Regions from separate parts of the Mus musculus genome. Here region 1 is linked to region 2. A link is a loop called in an ENCODE intact Hi-C map of the cell type or tissue named here. Cell type or tissue: left cerebral cortex. All regions are shown on one strand. Links, peaks and the distances in the headings refer to the core of each region. The heading gives the core; the rest is flanking DNA.

Region 1 (9,556 bases), core at 547-8,546, 120 kb after region 2:
CCACGTCAGTGTGCTTTCTCTCCTCAGTCTTCCCCCTGCTGGGCTAAGTATGTATGTAATGTCTGTTAGAGGAAGGATGCGATGCTTGCTGTGCTGAGTCTGGCTTACTCCCCTTCACTGCATGTAACAATGACATGCTCAGCGTGCATGTGTCAATTTTCTTTGTCCTCTCATCTGAGGACACCTAGCTTGACTCTGTCCCACCTGTCTCAGAGGCTGAGTTTACAATCCCATCAGCAGCGTGTATATAAGGGGCCACATCCCTGCAGCCGCAGTGCTTTGAATGAGAATGCTCTCCATAGGCTCATAGGTTCAAATACTTGTCCTCAGCTGGTGGCACTGTTTGGGAAGGAATAGGAGCTGTGGCCCTGGAGGAGCTGTGTCACTGGGGTTTGAGGTTTCAGCAGCCCAGGCCATTCCCAGTGTCAGTCCCCCTATGACCCTAACTCTGCCACACGCTTGTGGATCAAGATGTGAGCTCTTGCTACTACTGCCTGCCTGCCATGCCTGCCTGCTGCCATGCTTCCCACCAGAACTGCCTGAAACTATAAGCCCACAATAAACTCTTTCTTCTATAAGTGACAGAAAAGAAACTAAGACACTAGTCGCTGTTGTTCCCTTTTCTCTACGAGCCATGTGGACTAGGGTGACTTTTATTTTGCATTTCCCATGTTTCTACTGTTTCCTGGCTGCATTTTTCAACATGTACTTTATCAAAGCCAAATGCATATCCACTGTCAATATAGCTGACATCAAATCACTAACATTTTGTTACTTATTAATAACACTAATGCTTTTAAATAGATTAAAGAGGTTTAATAAAACAAAATCTTACACGTAGGTTAAAACACGAATCACATTCTTTTTTTTTTTGTTTGTTTTTTTTCGAGACAGGGTTTCTCTGTATAGTCCTGGCTGTCCTGGAACTCACTTTGTAGACCAGGCTGGCCTCGAACTCAGAAATCTGCCTGCCTCTGCCTCCCGAGTGCTGGGATTAAAGGCGTGCGCCACCACACCCGGCACGAATCACAACTTATTTTATTTAGCAACTTATTTTTAAAAATATAACTTAGCTAACTAAAAAGGAACAGGAAATTTACATACAACAGAATTAAAGTAGGGTTTGAACTAGGGTATACAGCCACCAAGATGCAAAGTCAGTCCTATCTCTTATCTGTACCTGTAATCTCCAGGAGAAGGGCCATTTCTACAGGGCTCCATGCTGCCCAGTTACACCTAGCATAACAAGGTGCTCACAATTCATCTGCACAATACAACAGTACCACTCAAAGCATGGTCAGATCAGGCTAGAGAGTGCACACACTGAAACTCAGACACTTACCCCAACATCACGCTTATAAATTACATTTGCTCCCTCCAAAGCAATCTTCCTTAAGTTCAAATGGCATCTTGTTCTAAAAACACAGACTACATTTGTAATTAAAATGTCCAATGCAACATCACTGTCTGCATCCATTGGGGTAGTTTAGAAACTTGGTTCCCACCACGAAGATCACATCCTGGGAGAGAAAACAAAATAGTCACTGAAATTTTATGTTCTGCCATTTTCCACAAATAATCTTAAATGTCACAGTAGGTGCAAAAAAATTATCTTTAAATAACTTTCAATCCTTAAAAACCAGTAACTTTTACATGCAAGAATCACCCCCATGTTTCATGTGTGCTCTAGTTACAGTGAGAAGCCACGCATATCACACTCAAGGACTGGACTTTGTGGCTCTGAGTCCTTGTAGGCACAATACAAAACCCTAGCATTTAACAAAAGGATTCAATTCTGTGCTGTGAATCCCTGCACTTAGGAGGCTGAGGCAGAAGGACTGCCCCAGGTTTAGGGCTAGCCTTGGGCTAATAAGGTGTGGCCCTATTTTAGAATATTAAGAAATAAAAATTTCTAAAACCTGTATACAACCATATAGTATTCAGTTCTATATATTAACCAAACCATAACCTGACTGTATGTTTTCTTGTATCTTTGGCCTTTAATCTGCATATCTTTCATTTTCTGTTCCATGTGTACATTTGAGCTCCTTTAATCCTTCACTTAGGGTTAATGTAGCCATATTTCTAAGGAGAATTTTAATGGTTATAATTATAGAATCCCTTTTTTGTACCATCCTATTTGACCTGAATACCAAGATTATATCAGTTTTAGAAAACTTAGGGTAGTTCTTATTGTTTTAAAATTCTCTGGAAAACAATATAAAAGAGCTTATTTTCAAAATATTTGAACTTGTTATTTGCTTGAGATTTTTGGAAAACGAATTCAGTATTGTTGGTGTTTTAAGACAACAGACACTGTTTCCATCGCTCTACTGTTTGGTTTTCCTCGGTTGTTCCTGAGCGGTGCCTACCCACCTTGCTCTGCAGCTCACACTGTGCAGAGGTGAGTCCTTCCTTCCTGTGCTGAGTAAGCTGACCCTGTCTTTGCAATTTTTTTGGCCTATGCTGTTTCATCTCTGAGATCTGTTCAATACATCTTCTAAAGTGAAAACTACTTAAGCTTGAATTCCTTTCTCTTTTTTAAAATAAACGCTGAAGGCCATCATAATGTGCTGCTTCAGCGTTTTTCTACCTTGGGGTATGTTTTCACTGCCTGTCAATTCTAGTAACATTTAAAACTCTGTTAGTGTTTCTTGGATGAGTTATTCAAAGTTTATAATTTTATAAACATTCTTTTCTTTTCTTTTTTTAACCTTACTAGTTAGCAGCTGAGGAAATGCTAACTTAAAAGAATGTGATAACATTTATCATGGCAAATAACTGTCCTAGCTCTAATATAAACATAACAGTATTCTCTTATAATTTAATATAGAAATATTCTACAAAAGATACTGTGATAGTGGGTTATCAGAACCTAATATATAATATATATGTAACATGTTTTATATATATATATATATGTGTATATATATATATATATATATATACACACACACACACACATATATAATACACACACACACACACACACACACACACACACATATATAAAAAATGGAATTTCTGCCAGTTGGTAATACTGAGCTAAGCAAAGAATAAATACAGAGAAATTGCTAATAACTAAAAGTAACTAGTTTAAAACAGCATAACACATACTATGAAATATACTTTTATTGTGTGTGTGTGCGCATGTGTGAGCATGCTTTCAAAGGTCAAGAGGCATCAGCTCCCTTGGACCTAGAATTATAGGTGGTTGTAAGCTACCAGGTGGGTGCTTATATCTGAGCTCAGGTCTCTGCAAGAGCAGTAAGTAACACATACTTAATCCCTGAGCCACCTCGTCAGCACCAAGATATACTTTATGAATCGTACACAACACAAAAGCTTAGACAGAGCTTCATGTTGCTAGTGTGTCTAGTGACTCAGATTGGTCAGTGGTTAAGAGTACTGGCTGCTCTTCTCAGTTCCCACATCGGAGGCTTACCAACATCCTTAACTCCAGCTTCAGGGACTCTAGCCTCCCCGGCCTCTGTGCAGCACACACTTAACTAGTATGGAGGCCTGGAGAGAATTTATTTTGGCTGTGTGTGTGTGTGTGTGTGTGTATTTATGAATATATGTGTATATACACACACAGATACATATCATATATACGTATCAAAATGTTAATGTCTCTATTCAGAGCATTAGCATTTCTGGTAGAATATGGATTTCATTTTTGATTTTGAACTAGGCTTTCATGTAGCTTAGGCTGTACCTGAGGATGAGCATCAGCTTGTAATTTAGCAACTGAGCTATACGCCAGCTCTGAATCTGAATTCTTAAATCAACAAATCCATACTCGGCTTACTGTTAAAAAGTAAAGTAACTTCAATGTAGGTATCAACAGCTTGCACACTCTCTGTCTAGGCCTTACATTTAGAATGGCTTAACTGTTTTATCTCATTTTCAAGGAAATGCCAAGTATGACTTTGATTGGTCAAATATCTCCAAATAAACTGTTTAGAATTACAGCTGTCTTGTTTTCCTGAAATGCTACGTTCCTAGCACTCTGTAACATACACACGGAAGCAGAGCGCGCCTTCCCCTTGCATTGACTGTAGACAACACAGCATCTATCTTTAGGTCACAGACTTTCTAGCCTAGTGCTTGGTATTCACTGCAAAGCCACTGCTTCAGCAACTGCAACCTTGGATCTCCTGCAGAACACTGCCCCCTCCTGGCTCTGATGACAAACTTCATCAGAAGCAACCACACCACATTTTCCACAAGAGACCACAATAACTGCTGTCATAAAAACAAAGCACAAATAACCTTACCTTCCAATGGAAAGCCAAAAAAGTCAAACTAAATAGACCTGCTTCCACACAGCACAAGAGTCTTGCTACTCGAAGACATTGTGTTACAGCGCGGGTGTTGGGAGGGGCTTCAGAGGCTTGACCACAAAGTTAGCATCCATAATTTGAGAACTGGCCAACTTAGGGCAAAAATGGTAACAGACCAATTTACAACACATACAAGCCCACTCACACAGTCCCAAGAGAGCTCTCTTTTCTAAATGTCAGACAAATCAACACAGTTCCACACTAACACTGTATTCTCCACAAAGCAGCCATCCCACACTCTGATCCCACCCCGCTACCCAACAGTCGCCACTCCTCTGAGAAGAAGAATCCTACTTTGCCTTTTAGGAGAAGGTTCTTTCTCATCTCTGAGAAGTAGCATAAACGACAGAAGAGGGCTCGGGCTGTGGAGCTGGCCTTAACTTTGTGGAGTGATCAGTCACCTAGCTTTCTCCAAGTCTTCAGCTCCTCTTCTGTAAACTGGTGGTCATATGCATGGCCAAGGGAAGGTCATCAAGAACAGAGCATGGGCAGATGAGTCAGTCAAGAAAAGACTTGGTCTAAGGTGCTGGCTGTCTAGTGAATGCAAGGAGAGAGAAGCTACGAACAGTCACAGGAAAGACCCCAGAGTACACAATACAGGCAAAAGGAAGTCTGGAACACCAAAGAGAACAAGGAAACCTGTAGCAGAAAGCAGTCCAGAGGTGAAAGCAGCCGAGAAGGCGGCAGAAATGAGCTGGATTTTCAAACCATCACCTGGCAATGATGAAAATGTTAATAAGGTAGATAGGATTTATGAAAAGGTACGGGCAGCATGGGTGATAATATGAAAAGAAAAGCAATTTGTTGTTTAAACATTAAATTTTGATATATTAAGCTTATAAAAATACAGTATTATGTAGTAATTCTCTTTATATAGAATGCATTTTAATTTCCACTTAATGTCATTTGACCTACTCTAAACAATATCAATGAAATAACAAAATTTATATACTTGTTATTTTCTCCAAAAGCTTGAAATAAATAGTACTGTTGATACTTCAGAAATACAGATACATTTTATACTTAAAGTAACTATGTACATATCCTTACATTTAAAGGTAATAAACTGAAGAAATTAATAATAATAAAAAAAAAGAACAGAGCATGTAGCAGGTACCAAGATTGTGGATGGCTTTTCAGTTAGATATGGTAACTGAACACTGTTGAATGAGTTGGTAGCAAACTCAAGCAAGTGCTGTTACAGCAACAGGTGGAAAGAACTAGATCCTAACAGGTTTGACAGGGCCAGCACACAGCATTCAATGGGCCAGAACCTGGGTAGCAAAACTTTTACTGGAACTCAGCTATGCTCACGTTACCATAGTTACCATAGTGACTGCAGAACAGGTGAATGGTGCTGAGCAAGATGTGCAGGCCTAAACTGTTTCCGATGTGCCTCTGAAAAAGTGTGATTCCTTCCTTGGCTAATCCACTAAGATAAATAAAACATTTAACACAAAAACACACAAATTCCATTTTAAAAATTAAAATTAACAGAAAGTATCCACGTACAAGGTCTTTGCCTGGACTCTTGTTGAACAACCCAGTATAAAAGACATTTAAGGGTACCATCAATGATCTATGCAGATCTACTTGATTTGACATTAGGGAATTACTGTGAATTTTAAGGGAGACAGCAGGAGTGGTTATCTAGACACCTACGCTAAGTTTTAGAGATTTGCAGAGGTATTCAGGTATTGTCATGTAGCTATGATCAACTTGAACTTTAAAATACAGTAATCTTTCCCTATTAGAACCTAGCAGCAGATCTGTTGGTGTCCAGTGTCTCTCAATGTCTGAATCTTGCCACACAAATCTGTACAATCTCATGGGAAAAGATGGAAGCGTGTAATATATACAGACTCAGGAATTATACACTAAGTTTCTATGTTAACTCTAGCGTTCTTGTCAGCCTAGATATTCCCTCTCAAGGCTAAACTTCCTGCACTCCTTCCTGTTCAAGGGCAGCAGAAGGACAAAGGAAGGGCATTACTACAGGGCCACAGTACATCGGCCTTAGTGAAATGAAAACCATAACTGGCTGGCAGGTACCATCCTATTACAGAGACATTCCTCTACTTGCCTGAATAGCGTATATCCCAGGCTTAGATTTTTCTTTTTTCCAAGTATGTAAGAATAAGAATTTCTAGCATACCTAGACTCACACACACACACAAAAAAACCCAAAGAAAAGGGTATGTTACCATATTACATAAAGCACTGAATAAATGCTGAAGCAAACATACTTCATTAAAAATTAATGTTCACAACAATATGAAGTAACCAGTACCCCCCAAGGTCTTGTTTCTAGCTGCATATGTAGCAGAAGATGGCCTAGTTGGCCATCATTGGGAAGAGAGGCCCCTTGGTCTTGCAAACTTTATATGCCTAAGTACAGGGGAACTCCAGGGCCAAGAAGTGGGAGTGGGTGGGTAGGGGAGCAGGGCGGGGGGAGGATAGGGGGAACTTTTGGGAGAGCATTTGAAATGTAAATGAAGATAATACCTAATAAAAATATTTAAAAAATTAATGTTCACTATACACACCTCTACCTATTAACTATACTACTTATTCTAAATAAAATCCCTTCTACCTGTAAACACAGCAATGGGAAGTCTGGGAAAAGAAAGTAGTCATTGCAGGTTCAAGGCCAACCTAGGCTACACAAAGTAAGGCGCTCCTAACAACAACAACAACAACAACAACAACAACACACAGCCTGAACACTGGAAGACAGATGGCATCCGGGTAAATAACTTGCATTAAAATGACTATCATATTTTTTTTTAAACCTATTCTACAGAGAAGGCTAGAGAGACAGCGTTTGTTGCCACCAAGTCTGACAACCTGAGTTCCATGGGACTCACATGATGGAGGGAAAGAACTCCCAACAACTTGTTTTCCGGTCTGACCTCCACACACTTGATACAGCCATGTGAACATGCACAGAGAAACAAATATAAATGAAATGTAATAAAAACCTTTTTAAAAAATTTTTATTTATTATACATAAGTACACTGTAGCTGTCTTCAGCCGCACCAGAAGAGATATCAGATCTCATTATAGATGGTTGTGAGCCACCATGTGGTTGCTGGAATTTGAACTCAGGACCTAGGGAAGAGCAGTCAGTGCTCTTACCTGCTGAGCCATCTCACCAGCCCAATAAAAAACTTCTTATTAAAAATAGTTCTCTGGATTTTGGTAACTATTTACTGAGCACACAAAGCCACACATAAAAATGAGTGTATTTAACTCTTCAATGATATCTTTCGGCAATGGTGCCTAAAGGCAGTGGAGAGATGTAAGTACTGTTCATTTTCTGAATGAGACCACCGCTAGGACACTCTTCTCTAGGCTGTGGAGCTGCCTGGGAACTGTGCTGCCACTGCCTAGCACCTGGAGAGTGGATTTTATTATAACCATTGCTAGTCAGGGAAAGAAATTCTAACCTTGAGTATGTTTTCTACAGAATACACTTTTACACCTTCATAAATTGAACCAGAGTAGGCCAGGAGCCACCCACATTTTACTAAATACAAATTTAAATTTGGGGGCTTAAACTTAAAGACATACAAGCCCCTTATTTTGTATAGACAAAATGTATTTTAGATATGCCCCTTACTACTTTAAGTAAACTCTGATGGCTGACCAGTTGTCAGCTGGATAGGATCCAGCACCCCTACAGGCCGAGCCTCCAGGCATGCTAGATCAGGTTAACCAAGGCGGAAGAGCCACCAGCCACCGACTGTGGGCAGCAACACTCCCAGGCTGAAGGGAGCAGAGCACAGGCACTCTCTCACTTGCACGGTGGCTGCCATGTGACCACCTGCCACAAGCTCCTGGAGCTGTGTCTTCTCTACTGTGACACATGACTGTAATCCTCAGCTGTGAGCCTGAATCAACCTTCTTGCCCTGAAGCTGCCATTAGAGTATTTTTGTCACATTAACAGAAAAGGAAGCAAAACACTGCTAGCCCCCAACTCTCTGTATATGTATACATGTATTTTCACTCCCTTTTGAGACAGTCTCACTTATATAGTCCTGGCTCTCCTGGAACTCATTCTGCAGACCAGGCTGGCCTCAAACTCATATAGGTATCCACCTGCCTTTGCCTCCCAAGTGCCAGGATTAAAAGTATGTGCCACCACACACTGCAATAAATGATTTTTAAGAAAGCATGTCAGTTCTGGTTACATATGAAATACTCAATCTCTGTTATGTTTTCTTAGGCTGTTAAATTCACATATTTATCTAAGCATATTAATAAATAAGATGGTGATCATATATAAGTGCTATCTTATAAAGTTACCAAAGGGTTTTGTAAAAATCCATTGACATGGGCTAGAGAACTGGCTGATGTTCCAGAGGAACCATATTCAATTTTGACACTCACACGGCAGGTCACAACTGTCTTTAACTCCAGTTCCAAGAGATCTGACCTCCTTTTCTGACCTCGATGGGCTCCAGGCAACATGTGTGATGCACATACATATATGCAGGCAAAAACCCCTATACTTACAAAATAAAGCAATGATAGTGATATCTTTGACAACTTGAGATACAAAACTAGCCAATACCCCATGAGTTGATTTTCCTGCATATTAATGAGGGTAAGCTCTTTAAATACTGCTAACCAGTTATACTTCTTTAAAGATAACTTTTATATCAAGGATCATTTTTCCCGATTCATAAAGCTCTTATATATAAATGTTAGCCAGGTTATCTATTCCTTCTGCTGAAAATGAATTCACTGTATTTCAATATATGGCTAGTGCCTCCTTGTTCCATAGCTCAGCATCACTTCTGTTCAACCAATTCTGTAACAAAACACTGGAAATCTAAGCCTGAGCCTCAAACTGGGATACAGCAATTCAGCAATGATGACTTGGGAGAAGGAAACAGCAAGTGTTCTTAACTCTGAAATAAGTTTAGACCATGATGTAGTAGTGGCTATTCCTGGTTGTCATCCTGACGATATCTGGAATGAACTACAATCCAGAATTGGAAGGCTCACCAGTGATCCTGATCTTGAGGCTGGGAGATACAAGTTTCTGACCTGGATCTTGGCATGGAGTCTTGAAGCATAGTGGCTATGAATCCCAGGAGACTAAGGTAAGGAGATCTCTGAGTTCAAGGTCATCTGGGGCAAATCAAGTTCCAGGCCCAGGTGTGGTGGTACACACCTTTAATCTGGGCCACACCTTCTGTT
Region 2 (9,556 bases), core at 474-8,473:
CCTGCAGTTTAGTTAAGGGTTTTTTAAAAAGATGTGTTTCTGAGCCAATTTTAACCATCCTCTAATCACTAGGAACGTCCAAACTAAGCATTGTAAATGTCCGTGTTAACTTAATGCACATACCAGTGAACCAATGAGATGTGAAAATGCTTTAGTTTGATTCTTTGTGCACAACTCTATTCTGATGTGAGGCAGGATATTTGATCACACCATGAACCCTGAGATTGTGTTATTTACTAGACATGCCTGTTTTTAGCTGTGGTGTAGCTCAGCCTTAGTATACCCCTTTAATCCAAGACCTTTCTTGCTACATCCACTCCAGTAGTGACATGCGTGGCAGGCCCCCAAAACCTGGACGAAGTCCGGAGGCAAAAAGTTCATGGAAACTTAAGTCTCCTGGAAATTTGGCATTCCCATAGCTAGAATGCCCCAGATTTGTCCCTGTGATAATGTGGAGGGTCTTGCAGGCTTTCTTACAGTATTTTACTGGATAAGAGTAAGAAATCTCAGAGCAAGGTACTCCCATATGCAAGAATTTACCATTAGCAAGGAAGAAGGAAGGTTGTGGTATAAGAAGAAACTATAGTAAATACTTAGAACTATAGATAGCTGAGTTACACCCATACACAAGAATTTACAATGGCCTAGGGGGAATGTGGACTATACAATAGACTAGAATTGGAACTATGGCAAGGGCATGAAGCCCTTGCCCCTGGCTTCTAAGATTAAGCTGACCTTAGGTGGGGCTGCTTTTGATCCCAGTTGTTAACTTTGAATTTTATCCCAGTTGGTTCCTGTTAGCATTTTGTATGCATTCCTCTGTTTTGTGTAAAAGTCACTTATAAGACTTGTGTTCACTTTGAGACAAATTACATTCAGATACCACACTCCCTTGTGTTCATATTTGTTTGTCATTTCTCGCCAACTCCTTGCCCACCTGTCTGGAACCCAGATTTCTTCTGCAGATTGAGGGGGGCTGACTGGGGCCAGTCCGTGGCACTTTCTGATTGAATATTGTAAACAGGGTTAAATAAAGTCAACCATAGGTCAAGAGGCAGAGCAAGCAACCAGTTCACAGGAGGTGACCATAGGATTATTAAGAAAAAAACAGAGAGAGTCAGGAGGATGGATGGATAGAGAGCCGCACAGGAAGTAGGAGGAAGGGACTTTGAGTTAGAAGGTTTCTTGAGTCAGCACGAGAGAGTAGCATTCCTGGAGGGATGTTGGCTAAGGAGGACCAGCTGGGTGCTTTCTCTGCCTCTCTGAGCTAGCAGGCTTTCACCCCAGCTTCTGACTCTTCATTGGTAAGACCAAATGATTATGATTTTATTAAAAACCACCAAAGATGTGTGCTGTGATTTATTTCTTATTCACCTTACTCTCTAGCAGACTAAGATCCAGACAGTATGGGTCCTCCTGTTCATAGCACTTCAGAGCATAGCACAAATTAGCAAAGAACCTTTCTCTGTCTGTCTTCCTTTTTTAAAGAAAAGGCTTCATGTGACTTAGGCTGGCCTTGAACTCACTATGTAGCTGAGGCTGATTTTGAACTCCCCTGCTCTTCCTGACTCTACTCTCCAGTGCTCAGATTATAGGTGAGAGATTACCACCATGTCTGGCTCCAAGCAACTTATTTCTAACTCATTAACATTGTCTACTTAGTCAATGTTGTAACTCGGTCACCATCCCTACAGGTCTGGTTCCTGGTCATCTATACTACGATTTTCTCACTCAGCACTGGATGTGAGTAAGCAGAATGGAGCTCAGAGTGGAGGCAGCATTTCTAGTAGAACTGCATCTGCATTCTCCTCCTTCATTACAGTTTCCAATCTACTTGCGAGGTGGCGCCCCTCTGTCAGTTGGGTGGACCCTAAGGAAAACCTCAAGAAACTTTTCTCTGGATCCCCGCCCCCACACCCAACAAAACAAAAAAACAAAAAGTCCAGTCTCCATATGGGAAGAGCTATTTATGGTAAGATAGTTTATCTCCATCACTAATATGGGCTGCTTCCTTGGAAAGTAAAATCTTCAAACTTGCCTGGAGACATCTTCATCCAGTCAGGCCTCCTTCGGTCTAAAGACTAACCACGGGGGACCTGGTAAGTGTGAGTTGCCTTGAATTTTCCTCCCGGCTGCTCGGGAACTCTTAAGGACAGGGTACAGAGGCTCCAAGCTCACCAGTTTCTTTGATGCTCCTAAGGGTTTCCTAGGGACCTCTATGAAGGCTTTTGTTGCTGGTCCTCTCATGGGTAAATGCTTCTGTCTGAGCCATGAGACAACCCTTGTAAAATCAAGACACGAATTGGGACTTGAACCCACAATCCCAGAACTGTAAAACCAAGACATGATGTGGGACTCAAACCCACAATCTCATAACTGAAAAACCAAGACACAAATTCAGCGGTGCCACATTTAGACAACAGACAACATGTAAGACTCACACAAAGAAACGTACCTCCAAGGGGTCTTTCGGGGTTCCTGGGTGTCACGCAGATCTTGGTGGGGCCTCCAAATGAAAGAACCTAGTGGGGAAACCCCCACTCAATTCCCAATTCGGCGTGCACCCAAGAATCATGAACAGACCGTCTTGATGTAAATACACGAGGTAGTTTAATGACGGAGCTCCGGGTTGAAAAGTATCTCACGCAGGAGACAGTGGATTCAGCCATGAGGCTTGAAAGCTAGGGGTTTTTATAGAAAAGGGTCTGGGGCTGGGGGAGGAATTGGTGCGGTTTCACATGATTAGTTCATTTAAACATCAGCAGGGAGGAATTGGCACGGTTTCACATGATTGATTCATTTAAACATCAACAGACTGTACATGCAGATCGAGGTAACAGCCAAGCTTCTGGGTAACATTTCACTTAGGTCAGAAGGGTGGGAGATAGGGAGGCTCCGGGCCAGTCCGGACATTCTTATATGTCTTCCCTATCTTTATGGCTAGTTGTTTCCTGGGATGACTTTACAGCCTTTGTTCTTTGCTCTAAGCCCAAAAAGCCCTCCTAACTAGCAAGCCGCATGAGTCATGGACCTTGAATTTTAATTTTCTGGCTAGGGCTTTGAAGTCTTGAATTTAGTTTTATTTCTTTCACCCTCACCTTCTGTATCTACGTGTTTCCTTATCCTGCCAAAATCCCCTCATGTGACTGATTACTTGTGTAGGTCGGGTTCCTTGTCAGTGGGGTAGTTCCGATCTTCCTCTCCCTGTTGGTCCAACATATGATCAAGCATCTTTGAGTGCTACATCCACTCCAGTAGTGACAAGCACGACAGGCCCTGAAAACCTAGGCGCTGTCCCGAGGCGAAAGTTCATGGAAACTTAGTCTCCTGGAATCGTGGAATCCTGTATAAAGAATGCTCCACTGTCCTTGCTTTAGTTGGTAAATGGATCTGTGTGCTTTCCCTTAATATTGCTTTATTACAAGTGCTCCTAAGGATTGATATTTTGACATATAGCTAAGTTAGATTCTAGGCAGTCCTTGATCCAACCTTGGGCATGGATAGCTAAGTCACTGCCCTACATAGAAATTTACCATTATCTAGGAAGAAGAAAGTTTGTGACCTAAGGAGGAACCAGAGTAGATACTTAGAACTATAGGTAGCTGAGTTACACCCATACACAAGTATTTACAATGGCCTAGGGGGAAGGTCGACTATACAAAAGAGTAGGAACTATGCCAAGGGCACAAAGCCCTTGTCCCTGGTTTCTAAGATTAAGTGGACCTTAGGTGGAGCTGTTTTTGATCCCAGTTGTTAACATTGAATTTTATCCCAGTTGGTTCCTGCCAGTCCTTCCATGTTTGCATTCCTCTGTTTTATGTAAGAATCCAGTAACCTCATTGTCACCTAACTTCCCTATTTTCTTCTGTATAAAAAGTTTGATGCTCGATTTGACACATTACATTCAGATCCAGCACACTCTCTCATGTCTGTGTCTGTCTGTCTGTCAATTCCTGCCGACTCTATCTATGCCCATCTGTCAGAACCCCTGATTCCCACGGATTGAGGGGGGCCAGCTAGACCCGGTCCGTGACATTTGAGTTTCCCTCTGTTCCCACCACAGCCAAGGAGAAGAGACGGCAGCAGAATTTCACTGACATTTTCTCCACTACAAAAAGAAGACTGAGCGGTAGTGACATCAACAACCTGAGTGTCCTCAGGGAAAGCCTGCAGGAAGGGTGGGCTTGCTTTTCCTACACTTCGAAGAATCAGGGGAAGCAAGCGTTTTTTGTTTTTTGTTTTTTGTTTTTGTTTTGTTTTGTTTTTAACACATTTTTGTCAACCTGCAATGCTAGTGGCTATCTTCTCATTCACATTTCCTAGCCCTGTGCTTACCACGTGGCCAGAGATGTGTTAAGCCCTGGAGAAGAGACTCCACAGGGATTTGGTTTCTATAGGAACCCAGTATGACCTACCTGACCTACCTGTCGTACTGTTGTACTTGGCTTATGCTCTGAAACCTCTGAGCTTTTAATTAACAAAACTGGCCTGTGTTCTCTGCCCACAGTCAGAGTGTTTAACTCCTGTGCACACCACAGCCTCCAGGCAGCCAGCCTGTCTCAGGAAAAGCTACGCTGGTGACACAGACCTCAAAGTTGTTTTGGAAAACACAGTCAGCCTCTTGACTTAATCTTCCCCTCTATGAAGAAAGAAGAAAGGACTATGCCAGAGAGACCAGGCCAACACCAGAGCCCCAACCCATACACACACAGAGGAAACTGGGGTCAGAAAATGTCTGGGACCCCAGTGGCTCCCATCCTGTGGAAGATGTGTTTGATGTGTGAAGAAGTGACACAGTGGGTGACCCTGAGTTCCTGCTACACACTGTTCATATACAGGAAGCGCTGATCATGCTCTTGACCAGACATTTGCCTTTGGCTACTAGAGGATCTGAATTCAGGCACCAGTTACCTCCTGGGAAGTGCCAACTGTCCACATCTGGATAACTCAAGGGGATGTGCCACCGTGAGAAGTTAAGTTGGTGTACAGGCTCCAGTAGCGCTGTTGGTTTGGTGGGAAAATTCAGATTCCTTTAGGGTGCCTGAGCCAAGGAGCCCAGCTAGCTTGTTGCCAGGTAACCAAGAACTGTCTTCCCAAATTAGAGAACAAATAAAAAGGACCAGGAGGAGTAAATGGGGTGACTAACTCTAGAGAAATCAATTTTTTTTTCACGAAACCAAAGATATTTAAACAACAGCAAATCCAGAGAAGATACTGTGCACACCGCACTCCCACCGTGCACACCCCACTCTCACCACTGCCCACTCTCACCGTCACGCTGCCCACTCACCTGCTGTAGGAGAAGGGCTGAACTGCCAGAATAGAGCATACATGGATCGCATATGTCATTGTCACTCAGACACAACCTGACAATCAAGGGTTTTAGACAATTAGGTGGAGAGGTGAGGTTTCTTTCAGGAGGGGCACAAGCTCATACCCCTTGTTGGGATGGCAGCCTATTGTTTTCAGATTAACAATTGTTCTCTGAAATATGCTTTTCGTGTGTGTGTGTGTGTGTGTGTGTGTGTGTGTGTGTGTGTGTGTACACAGGTTCATGTCTTCCCAGTTGCCCTGGGTGTCATCCATTTTGTTCTTACCTTTTTTTTTTTTTTTAAATGTATTTCATTTGTTTTGTGTGTGCACGTTCAGTGGTCAGAGTGCAGCTTGGGAGAGTTCAGAGCTCAGAGGACAACTTGGGAGAGTTTTTCGATCACATGGGGATTGAACTCAGATCAAGTGCCTCCCCCAACCCCTACCCCCATCCCACCCCACGTGCGCCTTGACTCACTGAGCCATTTGGATGCCCTGCCTTCCAGTTTTTGAGACAGGTTCTCATTGGCTGGAAGCTTAGTACATAGCCTAGGCTGGCCAGCAATAGATCTGCCTTCCTATTACTGGAATTACAAATACTTATCATACTTGGCTGTTTTTCCCCAATGTGGGCAGCTAGGAGCAACCACCCCAAACTGGGGGATTGAATTCATACTTTGAAGGTAAGCACTTCACCCCCCTGAGCCATTTCCCAAGCCCTCTGGAGAATGCTACATGGAGTTAATTTTTACAAGAGAAAACACTTCATCATGAACCATCTCATTCTCTAGTCCATCATAACTGCAAATTCCAGGAAAATTCTCAAAATTTGCAATGTTGACCTAGTACTTTCTTTTGTATTCATTTTGACTTAGTTGGGAAATAGCCCCAATATATCTTTCAAAGGTATAAGGAGCAAAAACCTCTGGGCTATTAGGGTATTGTGATACAAGAAGACACACTTTGGTCTTCATCCCAGACTCCTAAGTGACAAGCTGTATCTTTGTTTGTCTACCTGTGATGATTAAGTTTTGTCAACTTGACACAACCTAGGGTCATCTGGGAAGCAAGAACCCCAATTGAGAAGATGCTTCCTTAACGTAGCATTGACTATATGTAGGCAAGTTAGTGGAATCCTTTCTTGGTTAGGAACTGGTGTGTGGAGGACCCCTCTCTCTGTGGGTGGCATCACCTCTTGGCAGATGATCCTGGGGTCTATAAAAATGCAAGATGAATGAGCCACAGGGAGGAGGCCAGTAGAAGTTTCCTCAATAATCTATGTCAGTTCCTGCCTTCAGGTTCTTGTTGTGATTCCTGCCTTAGCTTCCCTTGGTAATGAACTGTAGTTTGCAAGGCAAATAAACCCTTTCCTTCCTGGGATGCCTTTCATCATGAACTTTACCACAGCAATAAAAATCTAACCAAGACACCATCACAAACTCCTACCAACCACATCTGAGTTTAAGCTGATGAGGTGACTTTTGTAAAGGTCTGATGGGACAATATCATAGTCAGGCAATCACGTCACCACGGAGGATAACTTTGAGTTTAACTTAAAAGGAGATGAAACAGGACCAGTGGGTATTGACTTACTAACCTGGGCAATGGTTTATTCAGCTGTGCTATGCATGGAGCCACTATAAAACCCCAAAAGAAGGGTTTTGCCAAAGACATGTTGATACTAGAAGTGTGCTTCCCTCTCTGAGGGCATGGAAGCTCCTTTCCGTATAGTGTGCTGTGCTCTCATCAGGCCATTCCCAAACTGCATCCTTTAAAGAACAAACGAGTAACAATCTACCAAGTAAGTTGTTTCTCTGGGTTCTCTGAGTTGTCATGGGAACCAGTTCAGAGCAATGACCAATGAGCGCCGAGAAGAGGCAGGACTTGGGAACAACTCCTGGGGTGACCTGAGGTGAAGGACAACATGGTGAGACTGAACCCTATGGCTGTGGGGGCCACGCCCAAGAGCAGGAAGATGCTGTCAGTGTTGAGCTGACCTGTAGAACCTCTAGTTGGTTGTACGTAGAGGATTTCTGCAGACAAAGCAAAACTGTCTAGAAACAAAATTGAGTCTAGATAGTGAATTAGTTAAGTAACAATGATAATTTGTCCATTCATATGTAGTATGCCCAAATTTGCTTTGTCTTTATGTTAGAGTAATGGCATGCATTGTTTTACAACTCTAGCTGAGTTACCTGACCCCCTTGACACCTGCCAGCTGACCTCTACGACCATGAACATCACTAACATATGTACAAGGGTCCAGGTCAAGGCCAAGCTTCCCCATTACCCTCCCAGAGAGGAAGCAGGCCTCATTCCTGCTGCTAACCCTTTTCTCCACAGCTACCACTCTCCTCCCTTTGATGGCCAACCAGCCTCACTCCTCTCTGTGGCCAGTCTCTACTTTTGCACACAGCACTCCATACCTTCTCAGTGACTGAAGGTCAAGGCAGTGTCTTCTGCCCATTTTCTCTCCTGGGTCCATGCCTCCAGCACACCAGCTGTGGAAGAATCCTTTTCTTGGTTCTGCTCTCAACTCTTTGCCTATTTCCAGTTTCTCTTAGGAAGAAAACTCCATAGACTTGTCTGTAATCCCCCACTCTGGTTCTCCCCCACCTCATTTTCTAATGAACTCACCCAAACTAGGCTTCTCATGGCTTTGTCAGTGAACCCACCAAAGGCAGAGTTGTAGTATAGTAGTATACTATATTTATTGTATAGTATACTATAATTATTGGGTGGAGGAGTTCTAGACCCTCTTTTGTTCCCAAATATCTGCAGGGCATTTCTACATCCTCTTTAGCACTTACAGATCCTGAATAACAGACACAGTGACCTGGTATTTTTATTAACAAGTTGCTGGTACTATGCTGGGCAGATTCTGAGCTATTCTAATCCTCTCTGCTGATAATACCCAGATAAATGCCCCATCACCTGCCATCTGAATCTTGCCCTGGCTTGCTTGGCTCCATGTATGTCCTTGTAGCTGCTTTCTCATGATGACCTGGTGGCAAATCCTCCTGGTTCTTCCACATGATGTCTCTATCTTCTTTCCTCATGTTCCTTCTCCCTCTACCTCTCTACCTAGAGCCCTCTTCACTGGGATCCCATATCCAACCTCTACCGTCCTCTCCTGCCCAGTCATAGGCTGATTAGCTCTTTATTGATTGATCAGAAATGATGGAAAATAATTTTTATATAACATTGAAACTGGAGATGCTTGATTATGCCATCATCTACACTGTAAACTGCCACGGACTGGACTCAGTGGGTCCCTCAACCAGCGGGGAACCAGGGCTTCAGTGCTCAGGTGAGCAAGGAGTCAGCTGAAAGTGACAAACAGAAACTGACACAGAGAGAGTGCTGTATCTGAATGTAATGTCTCGAAGTGAGCATCAGACTTATATTACAGAAGAAAACAAAGAAGTTAGGTGACACATCAGCCAAGGTACACTGAAGTTATCTGACACAAAACAGAGAAATGCATACATAAAGACTGACAAGAACCAGGCAGTAGTTACAATTGAGATAAAAGGTGGCCCTTTCTAAAGTCAGCCATTTGGGAACTAGGTGAGGATTTTACACCCTACTCACAATTTATGCTATTCCTCTGAGCCTTGTGAAAGCTTGCACCAGGAGGTTAACCTTTTCATGAAGAATGGAGTATTGAAGTTCCTCCTTAAACCACAACCCTCCTTCTTCCTAGACCATTGTAAATTCCTGCATATGGGAATGACTGGGCTGTAATTCTAAGTTGACTTTGTAGAACTTGCCCTGAGATTTCTAGCTCTTATCCAGTAAACTGCAATGTCTGATTTCTTTCACTCTCTATCAATACTGGAGGCATTATGTCTGAATGAGTAGCATTACCTATAATATAACACTGACTATCGACTATCGCAAATATCCACAAATCTGGAACATTCATGCTACAGGATGCCAAGGCTCCAGGAGACTAGTTTCTGTGAAATATTTTGCCTCAGGACTGTGTCCCAGATTTTGGGCTTGCCACATAGAAGACTTCACTGGAGTGGGTATGGCAGTAAACAGATCTGGGTGCAAAAATCAGCATCTGAATATACAGTGCACAAGACCAACCCCCAACATTAGAGTCTACCATGGTAAGGGAAGGAGCTTGTAATGGCTGGCCCATGTGATGGCTGGTTTATGTGATGGCTGGTTCATGTGATGGCTGGTTCTTGTGATGTCTGGCTCATGTGAGGGCTGGCCAATGTGATGGCTGATT

Evidence for each region. A loop is a pair of places that touch in the nucleus more often than their neighbours do. Peaks named below come from ENCODE experiments on the same cell type or tissue, not always from the same donor. Only the 100,000 strongest peaks of a DNase experiment are listed, where the experiment ranks them.
Region 1: a loop joins it to region 2, with 2.9 times the contacts of the local background. A loop is called at or near these places in 8 of 42 quality-filtered maps.

The regions. Positions count from the first base shown.
Region 1 is chr10:22,710,572-22,720,127 of GRCm38, forward strand. Tbpl1 (TATA box binding protein-like 1) reads right to left here. Exons shown (of 7, transcript NM_011603.5): 2 at 1,343-1,520. The coding sequence starts at 1,477. Among named protein-coding and RNA genes, the nearest start is that of Mir7663, 14 kb to the right of the region's middle. In left cerebral cortex, for the core only: CTCF peaks have their summits at 4,187 (motif pointing left) and 8,029; DNase peaks (open chromatin) are centred at 4,158, 4,493 and 8,151.
Region 2 is chr10:22,594,037-22,603,592 of GRCm38, forward strand. All of the region lies in intron 1 of Gm40612 (a long non-coding RNA gene), which reads right to left. Among named protein-coding and RNA genes, the nearest start is that of Gm46216, 6.5 kb to the right of the region's middle. In left cerebral cortex, for the core only: no CTCF peak of the experiment used is centred there; a DNase peak (open chromatin) is centred at 5,206.